Regions from separate parts of the Homo sapiens genome. Here all the other regions are linked to region 1. Evidence: chromatin contacts called from ENCODE Hi-C or POLR2A ChIA-PET data. All regions are on one chromosome and are shown on one strand. Each heading gives the region's core, a stretch centred on a gene start or an enhancer-like site at or near the end of the contact. The rest is flanking DNA. Distances are from core to core; before and after follow the strand shown.

The links. Hi-C counts contacts between places; a loop is a spot of excess contacts on that map. ChIA-PET counts read pairs that join two places held with the same protein, here RNA polymerase II (POLR2A). Pooled maps may share reads with other maps.
Region 2: a loop to region 1 is called in a map with no recorded cell type, with 17 times the contacts of the local background. The contact joins two enhancer-like sites. A Hi-C loop is called at or near these places in 5 of 37 single-sample maps with no recorded cell type and 2 of 50 pooled maps.
Region 3: a loop to region 1 is called in a pooled map, with 6 times the contacts of the local background. The contact joins two enhancer-like sites. A Hi-C loop is called at or near these places in 2 of 37 single-sample maps with no recorded cell type and 3 of 50 pooled maps.
Region 4: a loop to region 1 is called in a pooled map, with 6 times the contacts of the local background. The contact joins two enhancer-like sites. A Hi-C loop is called at or near these places in 1 of 37 single-sample maps with no recorded cell type and 2 of 50 pooled maps. POLR2A ChIA-PET finds 5 or more read pairs at or near these places in 1 of 52 experiments (activated B cell).

Annotation. Positions count from the first base shown.
Region 1 is chr6:6,387,769-6,392,645 of GRCh38, reverse strand. The region is part of intron 4 of LY86-AS1 (LY86 antisense RNA 1); the gene reads left to right. Among named protein-coding and RNA genes, the nearest start is that of F13A1, 70 kb to the right of the region's middle. RefSeq lists enhancers at 1-44, 175-344, 1,293-1,342. Within about 2 kb of position 1,250, at least 6 of the 41 ENCODE cell types and tissues checked have a DNase peak (open chromatin) inside an H3K27ac peak, as active enhancers do.
Region 2 is chr6:7,152,087-7,156,963 of GRCh38, reverse strand. All of the region lies in intron 1 of RREB1 (ras responsive element binding protein 1), which reads right to left. Among named protein-coding and RNA genes, the nearest start is that of RREB1, 47 kb to the right of the region's middle. RefSeq lists an enhancer at 1-517. Within about 2 kb of position 2,508, at least 5 of the 41 ENCODE cell types and tissues checked have a DNase peak (open chromatin) inside an H3K27ac peak, as active enhancers do.
Region 3 is chr6:7,134,827-7,139,703 of GRCh38, reverse strand. The region is part of intron 1 of RREB1 (ras responsive element binding protein 1); the gene reads right to left. Among named protein-coding and RNA genes, the nearest start is that of RREB1, 29 kb to the right of the region's middle. RefSeq lists an enhancer at 2,623-2,692. Within about 2 kb of position 2,668, at least 32 of the 41 ENCODE cell types and tissues checked have a DNase peak (open chromatin) inside an H3K27ac peak, as active enhancers do.
Region 4 is chr6:7,071,219-7,076,095 of GRCh38, reverse strand. No RefSeq gene overlaps it. Among named protein-coding and RNA genes, the nearest start is that of RREB1, 34 kb to the left of the region's middle. RefSeq lists an enhancer at 2,197-2,436. Within about 2 kb of position 2,160, at least 5 of the 41 ENCODE cell types and tissues checked have a DNase peak (open chromatin) inside an H3K27ac peak, as active enhancers do.

The DNA of each region.
Region 1 (4,877 bases), core at 1-2,500:
TACCACATGACCTCCCTCCAACTGGAGCGAAAGTTTGTCAAGAAGCTCAAGGCTTCTGAAAAGCCCCGAGGACAAAATACGCTATACTGGGTCTGGGTGGCTGCCAGGCATCAGGACCTGAGACAGTTGATGGGAGGCAAGCATGAAGGGCCTGGTGAGGAAGACAGCAGTGGCAGGAACAGGAAGGCAGGGGTGGATTCAGCATCTAAGAGGTCAGAGGGTCAGCCCAAAGATACAGTGACAGGGTTGTGTGGCTTTCATCCTCACTGGAAAAGTTTGAGTTTGTTGCCTCTGTTGGTCCCATGGGTGTTGACAAATCCTCCAGGGCTTATCAACTGTCCCACTGCCCCCACCAGCTAGGTCGGAGTCTCTTCTGACCAACCAAAATGAGTCTGAGCTATAAACAGCTAAACTAGCTCTGATGGTGCCAAGGTGCTGATTTGAGTCTTGCCTATACCATCCCTAACACAGTACACATTTACAGTATGATAATTGCCTGTTGTCTTCACTCCTCAAGTTCTCCAAGTCCAGTAGCTGGCATGGCGTGGGCATTGCTGAAAGGAATACAGCCCATGCTGAATTTTACCCATGATTAAGACAGGACTAGAGAAGCCCAGCCTCATGTATTAATTCTTCTTAATTTCAAAAACATGTATTGGCAAATTCTGGGTGTCGAGGACATCAGGAGAGTTGCATCCAATATGGATCATGGATTAGATTGTCTATGCCAAGGGAAATGACTTGCAAACAACTGGCCTTTGGGGGCTGCAATTATTCTTAAGCAATTGAAAAATTTGGAAATATGTGCAGTCATTTGTGGAAACAAAACACACCAGGAGTAGATCATTGTCTTATGTGTAGCCCAACACAGATGCAGTATCACGGAGCTGAGTGACTGCTGACTCCTAAGAAAGAGACTCACCGATAATTGAGGGGTGCACTGGCAATGGCTTACAGTCTGATTCTTTTAACATATATATGATATATATATATATATATTTATTTATTATATATATTAATATATAATATATATATAATATAATATTTCCCCAAAACCTGAACAGAAAGGGGGAAAGCAATAAGTCTAAGCTGCTAGGACATTATTTGAAATCAGCAAAAAGGGAACTGAGACACTGAGTTGAAGAATGAAGCTGTGAGGGTGTAACTATAAAAACATATTTGGCCTTTTAGGTGGGAAATACCCTTTGAAGTCATTCTGCCAAGAGGGGCCACCCAGCTAACAGCGCATGGGGCCAGAGGGCCTTGATGGCTAAAATGAAACCTAGTCTCTTTCTGGAGCCTTATGGAATCTGCGTTCTAGAGAGAGTGATTTCATGTCCTTGTTTGGAAGAAAGGCAGATTGGCATGAGCAGCCAAGGAGAGTTTTCAGATGGAACTCACTCTGCAGAGAGAGGGTGCCAAGGACTCCCGACTCCAAGGAAAATGTTGATGCTCCTCTGGCTTCTTTATCAGAAGAAGGGACTCAGCAATAAATCCCAGACTTAGTTTCCTCTCTGTTTTGTGACGAGATGCTTGTTTTACACTCTCTGGAGCCTCAGTGTATCTCTTTCTCTCACCGACTGCATTTTCTCTGCAGTGAAGTAGAGCCACCCTCCCCGGAGCCCTCACTCTCCAAGTGTGGGAGGGGCCATGGAGACCTGGTGGCAGGGAGTGGCATCTGCCCTCTTGGGAGCTGCAAAAGCTGCCTCCCCCTCAAACTGGCTCCGGTGAGATATTTTATGATGATGCTGTGAAGGGATGATTTGCAAAGCTCTCAGAGGTGCTGAGGAGCTGAGAAAAGCTGGCAGAAGCTAAGAAGAGATCTGAGGGCTGCCTGAAAGGATTTGGAGGGCTGTTGGGTGGAAGGGGGAGGAGGGCAGGAATAGAGGATTCCTACATGGCTGGACAGGGAGAGGGCCTCAAGGTCACCTAGCGCAGCTGCCTCATTTGACCGATGAAATTACAAGGTGAGGGTGGGGCATTTGCCTGGGATTGAAGTATGGAAATGATAGAAAAACTAATTTCAACTTAATATTCTTTCAATTAGGCTGCTACCATACAATGGAACGGGCCCCCCATAGAACAAATAACTCCTCTTCATTGCCAAAATATGAATAGGAGTTCAGTAGCACCCACAGAGGGGTCTGCAACGACATTGTCCAATAGAAATAGCATATAAGCTGGGCATATAATTTTAAAATCTCTACAAGTCATATTTAAAAAGTAAAAAGAAACAAGTGAAGTTAACTTTAATAATGTATTTTATTTAATTCAATACACCCAAAATATGATTGTTTCAACATATAATCAATATTCAATATAAAATTACTAATAAAATATTCTACATCCTAGGACTGAAATCCAGTGCTGCTTTTATATTTAGAGTACATCTCAACTCAGACTAGCCAGATTTCAAGTGCTCAATAGCTGTAGTCCTATGCCAGAAGAGAAATAGGATTAGATTTCTGATGTTGTTTTATTCCCTGAAAATAGATTTATTTCTATTCATTCAACAAATAAGTATTAAGCATCTAGTCTATTTAGGCAGCACGCTAAACTCTTCAACAATGATGGCTAAGCTGGGGTTTAAGAGTGTCTTCATGATTGGAGGAAACACGCCCACATTGAATAGAACTACCTTGCATTCTTTCATTTCTTTGTTATTGATGAGAAGGTGATAATTATGAATTTACTTATTAAGTGGACATAAAAATTTATACATATGTAACAAACCTGCGTGTTGTTCACATGTACCCTAGAACTTAAAGTATAATAAAAAATATACATATATAAAAAAATGTATACTTGACCAAAATGAGCCTCTCCCTCACCTGTAATGGCTGGTATGCCAGGCTCATGCCTCGGTGATCAGCTTCTGTCAGTCTCATTTTGACCAATCACAAGCTACACTCTGCATGTCTTCTTCAGAACCTTGAGTGCCTGCTGATGTGCTGTCATTGAGAAATGGATGGCTGCAGAAATGTGTGTATTAGTACTGAAGCAGGGAAATTGGAGAGAAGGCTTTTCTGGTGAGTACCATGAGGAGTTTGAACTTAGCAATTCTGCAAATAACAGAGAATAAAATTTCCAGTTGGAAATAATTCAGCAGGGAATTGGGAAATGTGGGCCTAGCAAGAAGCATAGACTCAGGGGTCCCTTCTCCATAGAGAAGTGAGGGTTGAAATCGTGGGAGTGAATGAGGTATCAGAGAGAGGAGAGAGAGAGATGCTCAGATGGGCTAGTGCTCAGCCGTGGGGAACACACACCTTTATGGAGAGAAAGAACCTTCAATTCAACTCCACATGTAATCTGAGTGCTTATTATGTGCCAGGTGCACTGTTCGATATGGGAATTAAGGGTGCAAAAGACAGTCACACTTCCTGCCCTCATGGAACATATAGTCAAAACTTACTGAAAAATACAGGACATCTGAGGCATGGAAGAGAGTCTACTCATTTCCACCTTAATATTACAGTGCAGTGGTAGCCCAGCTCTGGGCTGGCCCCTCCAGGGTGGACAACAGTCTTTCCTATTCTGGGGAGGCACTAAATCAGAACACCCTCTGACAGCCCTCAGAGATGTGAGGACTGACACCATGCGCTACCCCTGCCCTTAATTAACTGCATCCACACACAGCATGACGTGGATTTCCATCTCCTTGTTATGGGCCATTTCCCTCTCAGAGCTCTCTATGCCAATGCCCATCTTAAAGTGCATACCCCAGAAGAGTTCAACAAGCTCTGGCTCTGGTCTGGCCAGCAAAGAAAGAAAGATGACTGCTTTGCATTGCTCACATAGCATGTGCCACTCATGCACTCCACCAGATGCTATATGGCCATTAAATCAATCATTATCTCTTGAATCAATGAGAAGAGTTAGACTCCCTTGTTTTACAACCCAGACTCCTCTTAACATGCCCCAACTTCATTGACATAATTTTCCTTATTAAACTTATTACATCTTGCATTGTTCTATTTTATTTTGTTGTGATAAGAACACTTAACAGGAAATCTACTCTCTTACATTTTAAAGTCTATAACATGTTATTTTGTTGGCTGTAAGTAAAATGCTGTACTGTAGTTTTCTAGAACTTACTCATCTTTCTTGACTAGAATTGTGTGCCCATTGACTAGTAACTCAATTTCTGCTTTCCCTTGGCCTCTGGCGACCACCATTTCACTCTTTGATTCTGTGACCATTTTTAAATATCTTATGTAAATGGGATCATGCAATATTTGTCATTCTGTGTCTGACTTTTTTAACTTAGCATAATATCCTCAAGGTTCATCCACGTTGTTACGTATTGCAGAATTTCCTTCTTTGTAAAAGCAATAGTATTCCACTGTATGTGTGTATCACATTTTCTTTTTCCATTCATCTCTTGGTGGACATTTAGGTTGTTTCCACATCTTGGCTATTGTGAATACTGCTGCAATGCTATTATCTCTTCAAGATCCTGAGTTCAACTTTTTTGGATAAATACCCAAAAGTGGGATTGCTGGATCATATGGTGGCTCTATTTTTAATTTTTTGAGGAACCTTCATACTGTTTTCTATATAGCAGCTGCACCATTTTGCATTCTCGCTAGCAATGTGCAAGGATTACAGTTTTTTCACATCCTCGCCAACACTTGTCTTTTGTCTCTTCAACAAATGGTGTTGGGAAAACAATACCCACATTCGAAAGAATGAAATTGGACCCTTATCTTATGTCATACACAAAAATGAACTCAAAATGGATCAATGACTTAAATGTATGACCCAAAACTGTAAAACTCCTAAGAAAAAAAAACAGGAGAAAAGCTCTATGACGTTGATCTTGGCAGTGACTTCATGGATATGACACCAAAAGCACAGGCAACAGAAACAAAAATAAG
Region 2 (4,877 bases), core at 1,259-3,758, 760 kb before region 1:
GAACAGAGGGGCAGCTCTTGGTCAGCTTTGGCATTTAAGACCATGTGATCTCAAGGTGCTCTTGAACAAGAATGGGTACACAGGAGCAGCCAAGTGGCACTCTGGAACCCTCTCCTCCTACTCAGGGTACGTACACAGCATCCTGTTTCCTACGCTGGATGGCTGGCTAAGGAGAAGGAAGGAAAACTAAGATTGTCTTATTTCAAAGGGCTGCAACTATATTCCAGCTGTTACAGGCAAGCCTGTTATGTTTCTTCCAACGGATGCCCAATTCACACACATAGCTGCTCTCCTCAAGAATAAACAAGTGGATTCTATATACAAATACCAAGGGCACCAGGTCTCCAAAAGGAGAAAAAATTTGTTTTACAAATGTCCAACCCAAAATGGCTTTCACATTTTTTTCAGGGTGAATTTTGCAGCTCTAACCCAGATGTGGCTCAGTGCGGAAGGTGGCTGGGAGAGCCACAAGGGACTGGCTGGTGTTCCCTCTTAAGAGGCAAAAAGCACATCAAGGGCACAGTGTTCCCTGGCCTTCCTCACAGGTTAGATTGGTCTGAGCAAATCTGTGATTCAATTAGTGTGAGTTCAGTTGCTCTTTTTTAGGTCAGTTCTTTCTTTTGTTTAGATTTGACTCGAGATTTACCTCAATTATCTACACCTCTGCTGAAGTACCTAAGCAAATTAAACCATTTAAAGTGATGAAGGGAAAGGAAGTGGACGGAGCTTTAAAACAACTTATGCAAATAATTTCCTCCCTCTCCCACCTCTGTTCCCTTCAATTACTAAACTCCAAGACAAGCAACTGCTTCTCAAACGAAAAGTCTAGACTCTTAAGTGTGAATGAGAAAAAACCCCGTGGTTAAGCCCTGGCTTGCAGAAAACTAAAAATTTCAGCAAATCTGGAATGAAATGTTACTTTGTGAGTTATACAAAGCTTAGCAGCTGTTCCCAGCCAACATGAAACCCGAAAGGGGTGATGCTATCTTTATCTTCTACCTAGAGTTAAAGCCGGTACTGTCCAGGACAGAGCTGCCAAGGAGCTGTCTCAGTTCTAGTCTGCTGAACACAAAAGACAAAGAAGCCAAGGGAATACATGGGCCAGCAAAGGACACCTAAACAACAACAAATAATAGACCCACCTGGAAGAAAGAAAATGCAGTTAATAATTAAAAAATTTAAAAGGATGCAAGTTCTTAATGTCACTTGGAAAATCCTTTTCAATCAGTTCAAAATTCAAAAGATTAAATCACATCTAACTCTATCTGGATTTCCCAAGTGCAAGGGGAGGAAACTATTTTATCAGGTTTCTTGGAAGGGAAAACACATTTTCTCTATTAAAACTTAAGTCCTGGCCGGATGCTGTGGCTCACGCCTGTAATCCCAGCACCTTGGGAGGCTGAGGCAGGCCAATCACCTGAGGTCAGGAGTTCGAGACTAGCCAGGCCAACAGGGTGAAACCCTGTCTCTACCAAAAATATGAAAATTAGCTGGGTGTGGTGGCACAGGCCTATAATCCCAGCCACTCGGGAGGCTGAGTGAGGCAGGAGAATCGCTTAAACCCGGGAGACGGAAGTTGCAGTGAGCCAAGATCGTGCCACTGCACTCCAGCCTGGGCAACAGAGCAAAGCTCTGTCTCAGACAAACAAACAAACAAAACAAAACTGAAGTCCAGCTCATAAAGACTTCATAGAAACCTTCTTCAGACCACCTGATGGAATCAGGCCTCAGATGAGCATCTCAGGGCAGGCAGATGGATGATGGAAAAAGACCAAAGAAGAATCAAAAGGGAGGGTGATGAGAACAGGGCCTTTCTTCTCATAAGCCTGAAAATTACACATAGGTTAACTGAAGAAAATATTCTTCTAGTGCGACTGAACTATCTCCCTCTGAGAAACCACTTCCCACTAGGCCCCTTCGTTCCGCCCCTAACAACCCCGTTCTATTTATTGTTCAGTTTTAAATGACTGGGCAGCTGCTGCCTAGCCATGCCCCTCTAGTATTGACCAACACTGTCACCAGCACCCCCCACACGTAAACCACCAACGAATGAAGCTCGTGGTAAGGGGGCTTAACTTGGAATGTGAACTGTCACCAGCACACCACACTTCCTGCGAACTCTGACAGACTGTCTCCATTCAAGAAAAAATGAAAAGACTACCTTAAGGCCCGGTGGGTAACCACCCAAAGATGAACAAGCGGAATTGCATGGTAGTTAAGGAGTAGGCTCTGGAACCACATCGCAAATCCTGCCTCTACCACTTGCCAGCAGTGGTAAGTGGCCTGACCCTTAGACAGTTAGGGAACCTCTCAGTTCTGCAATTTCCTCATCTGTGAGATGGAGACAATAATAATACTGAAATCATATGACTGTTCTGAGAAATAGATTAGTCAAATCTATAAAGTGCTAAAACCTGTCTGGCACACATGATACCATCCCTCAGTGCTTTTTATTATCATATACATGCTCACACCTGAGCACACATACTGTACGTTCACATTAGCAAGTGTCTATTAGTCCTTCACGTCCCCAGTGATGAGTTCAACAGGTGCTACAAACATTGTACTCCCACTGGGCAGTCATTTTCAAACTTTAGTATGCACCTGGAGAGCTTATGATAACAGATTTCTGGGCCCCACCTCCACATTTCTGATTCAGCAGGGCTGGAGTGGGGCCTAGGAATCTGTGTTTCTAACAAGTTCCCAGGTGATGCTAATGCTGCTTGTCTGGGGACCACACTTTGAGAACCAAAGTGTCATTATGTTCTAGGCTTCAGGCCTAAGCTTCATCTAGTTTATGTGCATAGAGAACCTTATGGAGATGAAATGGAAAAGGAGAATAAAGCAAAGATGCTCACTGCTCAAAGAATATCCACATATTCTTCCATATTTCCTGGCAACCGTATACCTTTGTGGTCAGGCAGGTCACATGACTAGTCCTGGCCAATGAGCTGTGAGCACAAGTACCAGCCATCACTTCCAGACTGCAGCCTTTCAAAGTCAGTATGTAACCCACTAGCTCTTTCCTTGTGGTGGCAACCTGGAAGCATGTGTAATGACAGAGTAGCTATAAGACAAGAGCAGCCTGGATCCCTGGGTTACCACTTGTAAGGGAGCTATACTAGAGAGCTGCCAGACCTGCAGAGGATTCTACACCAACAAGCAACGGCACTTTATGGGTTGAGCCACTGGGATTTCAGGCTTTGTTTGATACTTCAACATAGCTTCGCTTAGCCTGACTTCATTATAAAGAGGATGCCCACATCATCAGTCTTAAGCCCAACCTATCAAACAGATCTGAGATATTTTATAAAATCAGCCAGAATTTCTACCCTACTCTCATTCACTTCTATTCACCAAAACAGATGAACTGTTTTTAACCTCCTATTTTCGGTCTGTTTCTCACTAACTAAAAAAATTATTTACTGCAACATGATTATGTACTAGTTGCTAATAATTTAGAAAGCTCAGTCCGCTAAAATGTATTAAAAATGTGAAAAGTAAATACATTGGAGGATTTGTGTGTGTGTGTGTGTGTGTGTGTGTGTGTATACCACTACTGGAATCCCTTGACTTTAATTGAGTAGGGAGGAGCAAGAGTAAAGGGTTTCAATTTTATTTATGTAATCACGTGTGGACTGATAACTTGTTTTGCCAAAACAGGAGAAAGTGATCTCTTTAAGGGCATCAGAATTTAACCACAAAGCTACTTTTTTTAAAAAAAAATAATAGTTCTACTAATCTAGGAACATTTTGCAGTTTAACATGTAGGTAATGAGCTGTCAACAGTATACAACTTACCAGACTGTGGAATGAAACATTAAAAATATTTTCCTCAAAAAAAAAAAAAAAAAAAAACCCTCTCACAAAGATTAATACCTCCTTCACTGTCACACACACACACCAAAACACATTACAATCCAGAACACCTCAATTAACAACTTAAGACTACAAAATTCATGAAATACACAAAATTAAAAGAATTGGGGAGAGGGAACTAAGAAGTATGTAAGAGAATCGCATAGGACCTTTCAGGTCTGCAGAGCAAAGCAGCACTTCTTTGGAGGGCTATCTTTTAGTGGGATTGACAACTAATCTCAAAGGTGGTGGAATTTCCTGCTAGAATTCTCTCTAGCACTTTCTACAGAGAGCACTGGAACAACTCCTTTGTGTACACACACACATTTTAAAAACTCACTTGCTAAGGAGCTCAGTGACTTCTGCTTCCCACTTAGCACTGGCAAAGCTAAGCACTGAGATGAAGGGACCCTGCTGCTCCTGGCCTTCTCAAGTTCATAGGCCCCTCCAGTGCCTCATTCTCTGGGTGTGTCACATTCCATCTCTTTAGGTACTTCCATGTGGCCAAAAAGGAAAGGAAAAAAAAGGTAAACACTCATGTGATGCATTTGGTCACATTTATAGCTCAGCTGTAAAATCAAACTTGAGAATAATAAAAAGGCCCCAATGCTAAAGGCTGAATTTCTTTCATATGTTTCATAGCTATTCAGCAACTGTTGGGTTTTTTGGTGAGTGGATTATTTTCTTCATTTCTGTCTTTCAGGAGACATAAAAAAAGTCAATTAACAATAATGAAAACCTAAAGATCTAACATTAGTGAAGGTCTATTTTTAAAATCATGTAATACACCACTTATAAGAAATTAGAGAGACCAAGAAAGTCATCATGTACACCCTAAAACAGGATTATTTCTGTACTTTTCATAAGGAGCTAACACTGAGAGAGGTTCCCTTAGGATACTGGAAACAACAGGAATAATGTGCAATTAGATACCAAGTGGACTTATACACACAGCTAAAAAACTCAGCATCACATCTTACTATCACTCTCCCATAAAGCCCCAGAACTCCCTATTATTT
Region 3 (4,877 bases), core at 1,419-3,918, 750 kb before region 1:
TTTTACAGATTTTGTTTTTACAGAACTTAAATCTGTTTATATTTCATATTCTCATACTTTTTTTTGAAGGCCCAACTACCTGATCAATAACCAATTCAGTTATATTGTCGAATATTTATTTGTTTGAATAGCTACACATAGGTTATAGCAGAACTATTTTATGCAAAAATAAATTTAACATTTCAACAGTTATCTATTTTTCTCCCCTTAACTCCAAATGTAAAGTTAACTTCAGTCAAACCAGATCTTTAATTTTAACATTTACCATTACATTCACTCAAAGTATATTGAGTTAAACATCAGAACCTACTGATATTTTTAACTTACTGATACTGTCTTTTCCTCCCATTTCTACACTATCCCTTTTTCTCCAATTACCTCAGTTAAAATAAAATTTCAACTTACAAACATATACATACACACACTGTACCCAGAACAGGATGCTCTCAGGTGTCTGAAGCCAACTTTCTCTCTCCCCCATCCCCCCTCCCACCTTTGCTTAAAGGGCAGCAATAGAACCAGTCACCTTGGAAACAAACATCACTCAGTGTTTGCAGAACAAACAATGGTACCTTTTCAGCCAGTACCAGGCAGGCAGGGCAAGGGGCAGCCAAGCAATTCTGGGCCTTACAGGAGTGTTAACATATTGTATTCATTCAGTGCACGAAAAAGTAGTTCAGTACTAAAAGTGAAATGTTCTCACATGTGTGAACCTTTGGCTAGAAACCATACACAAAAGTGAGTAAGGTTTAGAGTCAAATAAGGCTACCTACTAAGTTAGAAAAAAAATCTTTTCATTATTTTTGTAATTGTTTTACGTAACTCATGAATAAGGTAAACTATACTCTTATTACGGAGGATTACCTTCTCCAGCAACTAGGAACAAGTTACTTTTAAAAACAAAACAAAAAAAGTGTCATCTAATTGCTCCCATGAAACAATCATATTCATGTCACTTTTGTCCCAATATGCTAGCATATATTGATTTTTAAATGTGTATACTGGTGGGTGCCTTAACCCACTTGTGAATTTCTGGTATTAATAAAGAAATACGAGTGTGAGCTAGAAAACTGTCAATTTTCAGAGCACTGTTTAAAACAGGGCCAAACAGATACATAAATCTATAAGAGCTTTGGATAACAACCACCACTTTGACCTTGGATTACAATGACTAAACTTTCATTTTCTGAAGACTTACAAAAGCTAATCATTTGGGGTAGCTCAAGTTTGAGGGGAGATTCTTTTGTTACTGTTTTTAAAAAGCTCAACTGGATAGTTAATTTAAAAAATATTCAAGTGTCTTTCAGATCCTTCAGAATGAAACTTCAAAATGTTCAACGTAACAGTTTCCTCCCTATTCTGGGTGTGTGCCGAAGTTTTCCTTCCCACCAATTAAGAGAGAAGGCTGGGCCCAACTGAATTATTTGGACAGGAGTTTGATGTCAGTTAAATACCACAGTAACTGGCATTTTCTATCACCTCCAGACTAAAGGACAAATGCCTAATTAACATGGACCAACATGCAGCTTAAACTGGAAAAGTGCCTGTCCTTTTTCTTTCTTTTCTTTTTTTCTGAAAGATTTAGGTCTTTAACATCCTTGAGTTAAAGTGCACAAAGGGTGTCTAATGCCATCTGACTGAGGTGTAAAAGTCTAATTAACTAATGCTTTTTGCAGTGATAGTAAATCAGTTAACATTATTAATCTTCCTGACTAGGCGTAAGTGAGTGAGGAGGGCTATTGAAAAGGAGCTAAACAGTTAGACTGGGTACCCTTGAAAAAGAAAAGGAACTCTGAAAGTGATGACTGATGATACTGAAAATAACTGAGATACTTAAAATCCAACCGCTCGCCGGGCCTACCACCAGGCAAGAGACTCTGAAAGCTGAGGCTGCAGCTCCAGGGCAGGGAGAGGAAGAGGAGGAGCTAGGCGGCCGTGAAATGACTCTCATCTCCCATCCTTCCCTCCCAGCATCACCGAGAGAGACACGACTCTCACGTGCTGGAGGCTTCCCTGCCTTAAATTAACGCTGTACCTTTCCAACTAATGTTTTCAGTAGACCAAACAAAAGTTTGGAGTAGTTTGAGCAAATGACTCCAACAGTGGAGCCAGTTAGGCTAGTTTCAATTCATCAACAACTATCTTAGCATCTGGCTTCTTAGTTTCATCTGCCTATGTGTTTGGCATCCAAAAATGCGCATGCATATCATACTCATGTTAGCAAACCATACTTTATCAAAGGCACTTCCTGCATGTAAACATCTGAAGAGAAAAGGCCAACAGCCAAACAATTTCTGTACCAGGGCTTGGTCTGTCTGTCCTGAGACAATGGCAGTAACTGCAGTCATGCCCTCCACCCTCTTTTCTGGATTCCAACCCTCTATTCCCTGCCTCCCTGTACCCGAGTCTATAAGGCAGCTCCTTCCCTGGGGGCTCAGGGGGGAAGGGAGAGGCATCAGGTCTAGCAGGCACTCTCTTGGTCCCTTGCCTGCTCCTGCCGCCTCCACCCAGGCCTTCCCAGGAAAGCCAGGGGACAGGACTGCTCAACTCCTGACAGCAGCTGGATGTGACGAATTAGCTCTGGGCTTTGGGGAGGGAACTCCCCATGTTGAGGCACTCCCGTCGCCAGATCCTGGGTGATGACCCTAAACCCAGCAAGCTTCCTCCATCTTCTCGAAGAACATCTCAAAGGAGCAGAGTTGGAAAGGGAAGTGAAAGAGGGAGGCCAGGTGCCGCGGTGGCTTCATCTTTTCCCCTCCTCAATATTTCTATCAAGTTTCTGTTTCACTGCCACCTCACATAAGGGGGATATGAACCTATGCATACCTTTTTAATAAAATTCTGAGGCAAACACAACACGTTTGGTTAACGACGGGCTTTCACAAGCCACCTGATAATAAAGAACTCTTGAAAACATCAGGCTTCAGAACTCAGTTCATCCTGAATAAAGATATTTATGCTTTATTTATTGTTTTAAATGTCTTTAGAGGCTGTTATTTGTTACTTTGCACACCATTATACCTAAAAATCACCTCTTCTGTTCAAAAAGGTAGGTTCAAGAGAAAACTTTTCATTTGTACTCCTAAGTTAATTATATATTCATGACCTCCTCCTCAAATAATGTCTCAGGCTGAGGGTAGTGGCTCATGCCTGTAATCCCAACATTTTGGGAAGCTGAGGATAGCGGGTTGCTGGAGCCCAGGAGTTCGAGACCGGCCTGGGCAACATAGCAAGACCTTATCTCTATTTAAAAATAAATAAATAAATAACATCTCTTACAAAATCCTGTTTACTATTATCTCCATATTGCCTAGCCATTGGGATCTGAAGCTACTGAAGGGGGGAGAAATCCTAGCCAATTAAACAATTCTTCAAAACAAACTAAAATCCTTAAGATATAATTTATAACTCATTTCAACTTTTTAAAATACGGGCATTACTGACATCTATAAACAAAGGCAAGAGAGAAGGTGCAGATGAAGTCCCTTTTCAAATCAAACTTCTACTCAAATCAGAATTGTAAAATTGTTTTAGAATTCTTAAAATAAAGTTTGGTGGGTTTTTTCCCCCAGAAACCTGTGTGAGGTCAGTTCCATCAAAAGTCATCATCACCCCTGATCACCTCCTCAGACATGGGAATCTCACTCAGCTGAGACCAACAGTTGGAGGAGGTACTGGTCCCATTGTACAGATGGTCACAGCCCTTTAATTGAGGTCAGCTGACTTGCTTAGTCATATGCCACCTCTCTCACCAGGTCCACCACAGGACAGTAATTTCTCCCTGCCTGTGTAGTAAAAATCCAGCTTTAGTATCAGCAGAAAATCCAAACAATGTGATCTTCCCAAATCCCATTCTTTCCTGTGCTCAGTTGATCCATACTTACTGTCTACCTGTTTTGCTAAGTCCCCTAGAGCAACTTGAAAGGGCTATAAAAGCTTGAAATAAAGATCATGTTAAATGTTTTTGAAAATATACAGATGGCACATAAAACTTAAACGGAATACCTGCTCCCAGTCCCAAGTCCTAGACAAAGGTAGAATACTAAGATGCTTTTCCTGTAGCTAACAAGCACATCAGAAATGAGGCAGTCACCTCCCCTGCCTGCATCTTGGAGAGTTAAGTGGTGCAAGAATGCTGTTGTTGTCAGAACCAGAAGAACAGCAATGAAAGAGGCATCAGCTGTGGAATAACCACAGCTAAGCCACTAGACCCCATTTGAAAAAAAGGAAAATGGAACCACAAGAGAATGAAGTCAGGTTTTTCAGAAAGGTCTCAATCTACCAGCTGGTCTTTTGGCTGCTGCCCTGCCTAAAAGCAGCTTTCAGAATGCTTAGAATTTCCCTGGATTTACGGTCCTAATCCTTTATATGGTACTTTCCAATAGCTTCCATCCTTACAAAGGTTTTTGTTTACGTTTACTGATTAAAAAGAAAGAAAATGCTGCCCATGGGTATCATTGTGTCACCTCCTAAGAAGGCACAAGGAAGATAATTCTACCCATTTTAGAGATGGAAAAACCAAGGTGTGAAGTATATCTTTTTCTGTTTTAATCATAATCAAGGTTGGGCTTGCATTCAGGACCTTACGTTAGTCTCCTAGCTAACAAACCCAGTCCTCTCTCTAATAGATCACAGTAGATTAATTAAAAGGGCCAAGGGAGAGTCATTAAGTATGTCCAAATGTTTCTTACAATCTGGCTGATTGCATTCTCTTTCCCAATAGAATTCTTTGAAATGATGAGGAAAATGAGGTGATATCAAGGGCTGCTCTGGAAACCGTTCAGTGTATGAACAGGTGGAAGAAAATATATCTTCCTAACTTGTCATACAGTGGCGTTTAGCTCTAGTTACAGAACTCCACTTGCGGTTCAGAACTA
Region 4 (4,877 bases), core at 911-3,410, 680 kb before region 1:
AAGCCATGATGCTCCTTCAAAAACAGTTCTTGGCTTCCTCCAGCCTACAGACATCTGCCAATCTGGTTATAGGCCATGGACATGGCCTTGATACTAATATTTCTGAAGGATTCCCTAGGGGCCAGGTGAGGACACCAGAACCAGAGGACAAAATAGAGAGGCCAAGCCAACGATGACTGACATCATAAGCCATGATCTCTTTAAAGCCCAGAGTGATCCTAGTGATGGGGCCATCTGGGTCACTATCAGAGGGATGGCAGTTCTCTTCTAGAAAACAAAATCCTATTTGACGAAAGCAGAAAATCCAGCGGATGAAAGCCAGGGTCCAGAGAGAGATACGCATTGCCTTCATATCACAACCATGAGGCCGAAGCCATATGACCACAGGCAAGTCTCTTCACATCTCTAAGCCTCAGTTTCCTGTTCAATAGATTATTCATAGAATTTAACCCAGTGGGGTTCTTGTGAGAAATTAATGAAAAAAATACACCTAAAACATTTAGCACACAGCCAAGATAACAGATAACAAGATAACAGCTCTCTGGACAGTAATTCTGTCAGCACCGCTCCCCCCAGCCCTAATCCAAGTCCTCTCATTTATGCACAGGCATCTGCTAAGAAGTTTCTAGTTTGTCTGTATAACTTCCTGTACATCCCTCCCTTTTGTGGAATACCTGTCCCAAGCCACGGGGACTCTAAATGCTCAGTAAGAACTTGCTAAAAGAATGAATAATTTATAAGGGACCTAATATAGCACCAAGGCATGATTATGATCCAAGCAGACTCTTTGGGCCCATTTGTGCCAGAGACTCCGTTATTTTGTAATTAACAAATATCGTGAATTTGCTTTGAAGATTGTCAAAGAACATGACAATTCTGCCTCAGGTGTTTGACTCAGGGCAAAGCATTTAAACTCTATGTGCCTCAGTTTCCTTTTCTATAAAGTGGGACTAACAATAGTAGCCTACACATAGGTTTAAATGTGAAGTGCCTGCCTGACACATGGCACTTAATAAGTGTTAGCTATCTTATTTCATTTATTTTATTTATTTATTTATTTATTTATTTATTTATTTTATTCATATAGACATGCGGTTTCACTATGTTGCCCAGGCAGGTCTCAAACTCCTGGGCTCAAGCAAACCTCCTGCCTCAGCCTCCCAAGCAGCTGGGACTAAAGGTGTGCGCCACAGCATCTGGCATTAGATATCTTATTTTAAACCTGGTAAAAAATGTTCCATTAGGCCAGGCGCAGTGGCTTATGCCTGTAATCCCAGCACTTTGGGAGGCTGAGGCAGGTGGATGACCTGAGGTCAGGAGTTCGAGGCCAGGCTGGCCAACATGGTGAAACCCTGTGTCCACTAAAAATATAAAAATTAAGCCTGGCACGGTGGCTCTCACCTGTAATCCTGGCACTTTGGAGGCTGAGGTGGGCAGATCACGAGGTCAAGAGATCGAGACCATCCTGGCCAACATGGTGAAACCTCGTCTCTACTAAAAATACAAATATTAGCTGGGCATGGTGGTGTGCGCCTGTAGTCCCAGCTACTCGGGAGGCTGAAGCAGGAGAATCGCTTGAGCCCAGGAGGCGGATGTTGCAGTGAGCCAAGATCACACCACTGCACTCCAGCCTGGGCAACAGAGTGAGACTTGGTCTCAAAAAAAAAAAAAAATTTAGTGATAATGTAGTGATGGATAAAAATCTGAGCCCATAATACCTTCATCATTGTTAGTAAGTCCTGTTTGACTGTCAGCACCACCAGGGAGTCAGGAGACTCAACTCTCTACCTCCTCCTCTTCCCACTGTCTTATTCCCTTAGTCTAGATCAGGCCCTGGAATCTGCATTTTAAATATCTTCCTTGAGTGAGTTGGACACAGGTCGTCACCAAACTGACACACATATGAACAAAAAAAAAAAAAAAAAAAGAAAAGAAAAGAAAAAATACAGACAAATATAGCCCTGGAACTTAATGAGGGAACTGGGCCAAATCTTGGGTGATTCCCCTCTCCCTCGAAGAGAGGGATTTATGGTTTAGGTAAAAACCATTAAGAACACATTGGTTTTTTTCATTGGTTTCACTTTGAGTTTCTGCCTCCTGCAACCCAAAACACAATCATACAGAGCTTCGCAGCGTGGGTCTGGGCCCTGCGTGAGCAGGGCCACGTGACCGAGACTGCCTGTGCTGAAGAGCTGAAAGCAGAGGAACACACAGGCAAGGGGAACCTACAGATATTTCCCCCTTTACTTTCTTTTCTTTTTTTAAAAAAACTATAATCCCATAGAGACATATGTGACAAGTCTGACAAATGGACAAAGGAATGACGCTTGTTCTCATTTAGAAAAAGCTTGCTGATGCTGGATGTGTGTCAATGCACAAAGCTGTGGCTCGAATAGCCAAGGACATAGCATGTTTTTTTGTTTTTGGTTTTTTTGTTGTTTTTTTAATAGATGAGAGCTTCCTATGTTGCTCAGTCTAGTCTCAAACACCTGACCTCGCCTTCTTATGTGCCAGGACAACAGGCCTGAGTCACCGTGCCTCCTGACATAGCATCTTTCGTACAGGATTTAGGGAAGCATGAGAGCACTGGAAATAAAACCTAAATGGTGGGTGAGCTATAGGTAAACACTGAAATATCATGATCTTATTAAAAAGAAAATAGTGAACCCAAAGAACCTGATATACAAGAGAAAATGAACCAGGCTGCCAAAATCCTCTGTTTCAACAACAGAAGTCAATGGGATACAGTGGTTTAAAATCATGTAAAGTGAGTAAAATGTTCAACCCTGTGAGAACAGAGCAGTAATCGTGATGGGCCATCAGCCAGATAAAAGTGTCCATATTTCTGGTCCCAGGCAGTATCTCTCTCTCTCTCTTTTTGTTTTGTTTTGTTTTGTTTTTTTTTGAGACGGAGTTTGGCTCTTGTCGCCCAGGCTGGATTGCAATGGCACAATCTCGGCTCACTTTAACCTCCACCTCCTGCCTTCAAGCAATTCTCGTGCCTCAGCCTCCTTAGTAGCTGGGATTACAGGTGTCCACCACCACGCCCGGCTCGTTTTTGTATTTTTAGTAGAGATGGGGGTTTCACCACATTGGCCAGGCTGGTCTCGAACTCCTGACCTCAAGTGTTCTGCCCACCTCGGCCTCCCAAAGTCCTGGGATTACAAGCATGAGCCACTGTGCCCAGCCTCCAAGCAGTACCTCATGCAACACAAGTATTTAAGTATTTATCAAAGATGGTCATAATCAGCTCTTAAAACATACTAACTAAACACAACACTGTACACAGAAACACTTAAAAATACCACTTATAAGAGCATCAAAAGTTTTAAGGTATTTTAATATATTTTAAAAGTTATATATATTCCTATATATTATATGATATGTAGGAATATTTACTATACACTAATACATATGTAATATAATATATTCTACGTATGTAGGGAGATGTAGGAATACACACAGTTGCAGCATTTCAGTCAACAATGGACTGCATATATGACAGGGGTCCCATGAGGGATAGTATATACACATTCCTTATAACACCATATTTTCACTGTACCTTTTCTATGTTTACATATGTTTAGAGACACAAATAATTTCTGTTGTGTTACAGTTGCCTACAGTATTCTGTACAATAACATGCTGTACAGGTTTGTAGCCTTGGAGCCATAAGCTACATACCATATAGCCTAGGTGTGTAGTGGGCTATACCATCTAGGTTTGTGTAAGTACACTCTGATGTTCACACAATGACAAAATCACCTAATGATGCATTCCTCAGGATGCCTCCCCTTCGTTAAGTGACACATGACTGGATTGTATATTCTACAGGTCAAGTTTTATAAAGAAAACCACAACGTTCTTGGGGCATTGAAGAAGATATACATAATTGGTGTTCATGCACTTATATAATTTTACTATGTGCCTGAGACTATTCTGAGCACTTTGCACATATTATATGCAAGACATGTAATCACCTAATCCTCTCAATTACCCTATACAGTAGGTACTATTATGACCCTATAAGGTAGGTACTACTACGATCCCTATTACACAAGTGAGATAACTGAGACACTCTAAGGTCAAATTCTCCAGGGTCACATGGCCAGTGAGGAGCGGAGCTAGGATCTGCACCCAGGAGGTCTGCCTCCATCCTTTTAGCGATTCTGCACACTGCCTTTCAATGTGGTACACTCTATTGTAAACGTGCTGGTTCTCCCCACATTGGTCTACAGGTTCAGTGCAGTCCTAATAACTCCAAAAGATTCTGTAACAGAATTGGAACTGTTTCTAAAATTTACATAGAAGCACAAGAGGCCAAGAACACCAAGACATCATTGAAGAAGAACAAGGTGGAAGCACATGCCCTCCCAGATGGCATGACTCCTTAAAGGCTGTCATAACTAAGACAATGTAGAGCTGGATCTAAGGTTGACAAAGAGACGGACAGCACATAGAGAGCACAGAAACAGACGGAGCACACATGCATGACACAGGTGGCATTCCAGAGTGTGTGGGAAAGATGGAAGCTGCAATAAACAGTGCCTGGACAAACACATATCTATTTAAATGAAAACTGAAATGGACCTCTACCTTCCAACATTCATAAAAATCAGTTTCAGATGAGTGAAATACCATATAAGAAAATGTGAAAGGGGAAAAAAACTATAAAGAATAGAGGAGAATATCTTCAAAAAACTATGAAGAATACAGGAGAATAACTTCATAAATAGGGAAGAATTTCTTAAAATATAAAAGCATTAACCATAAAGAAAAAGACTGATAAATTCAACAATATTAAACTTAAGAATGTATGCTGGCCGGGCGCAGTGGCTCATGCCTGTAATCCCAGCACTTTGGGAGGCCGAGATGGG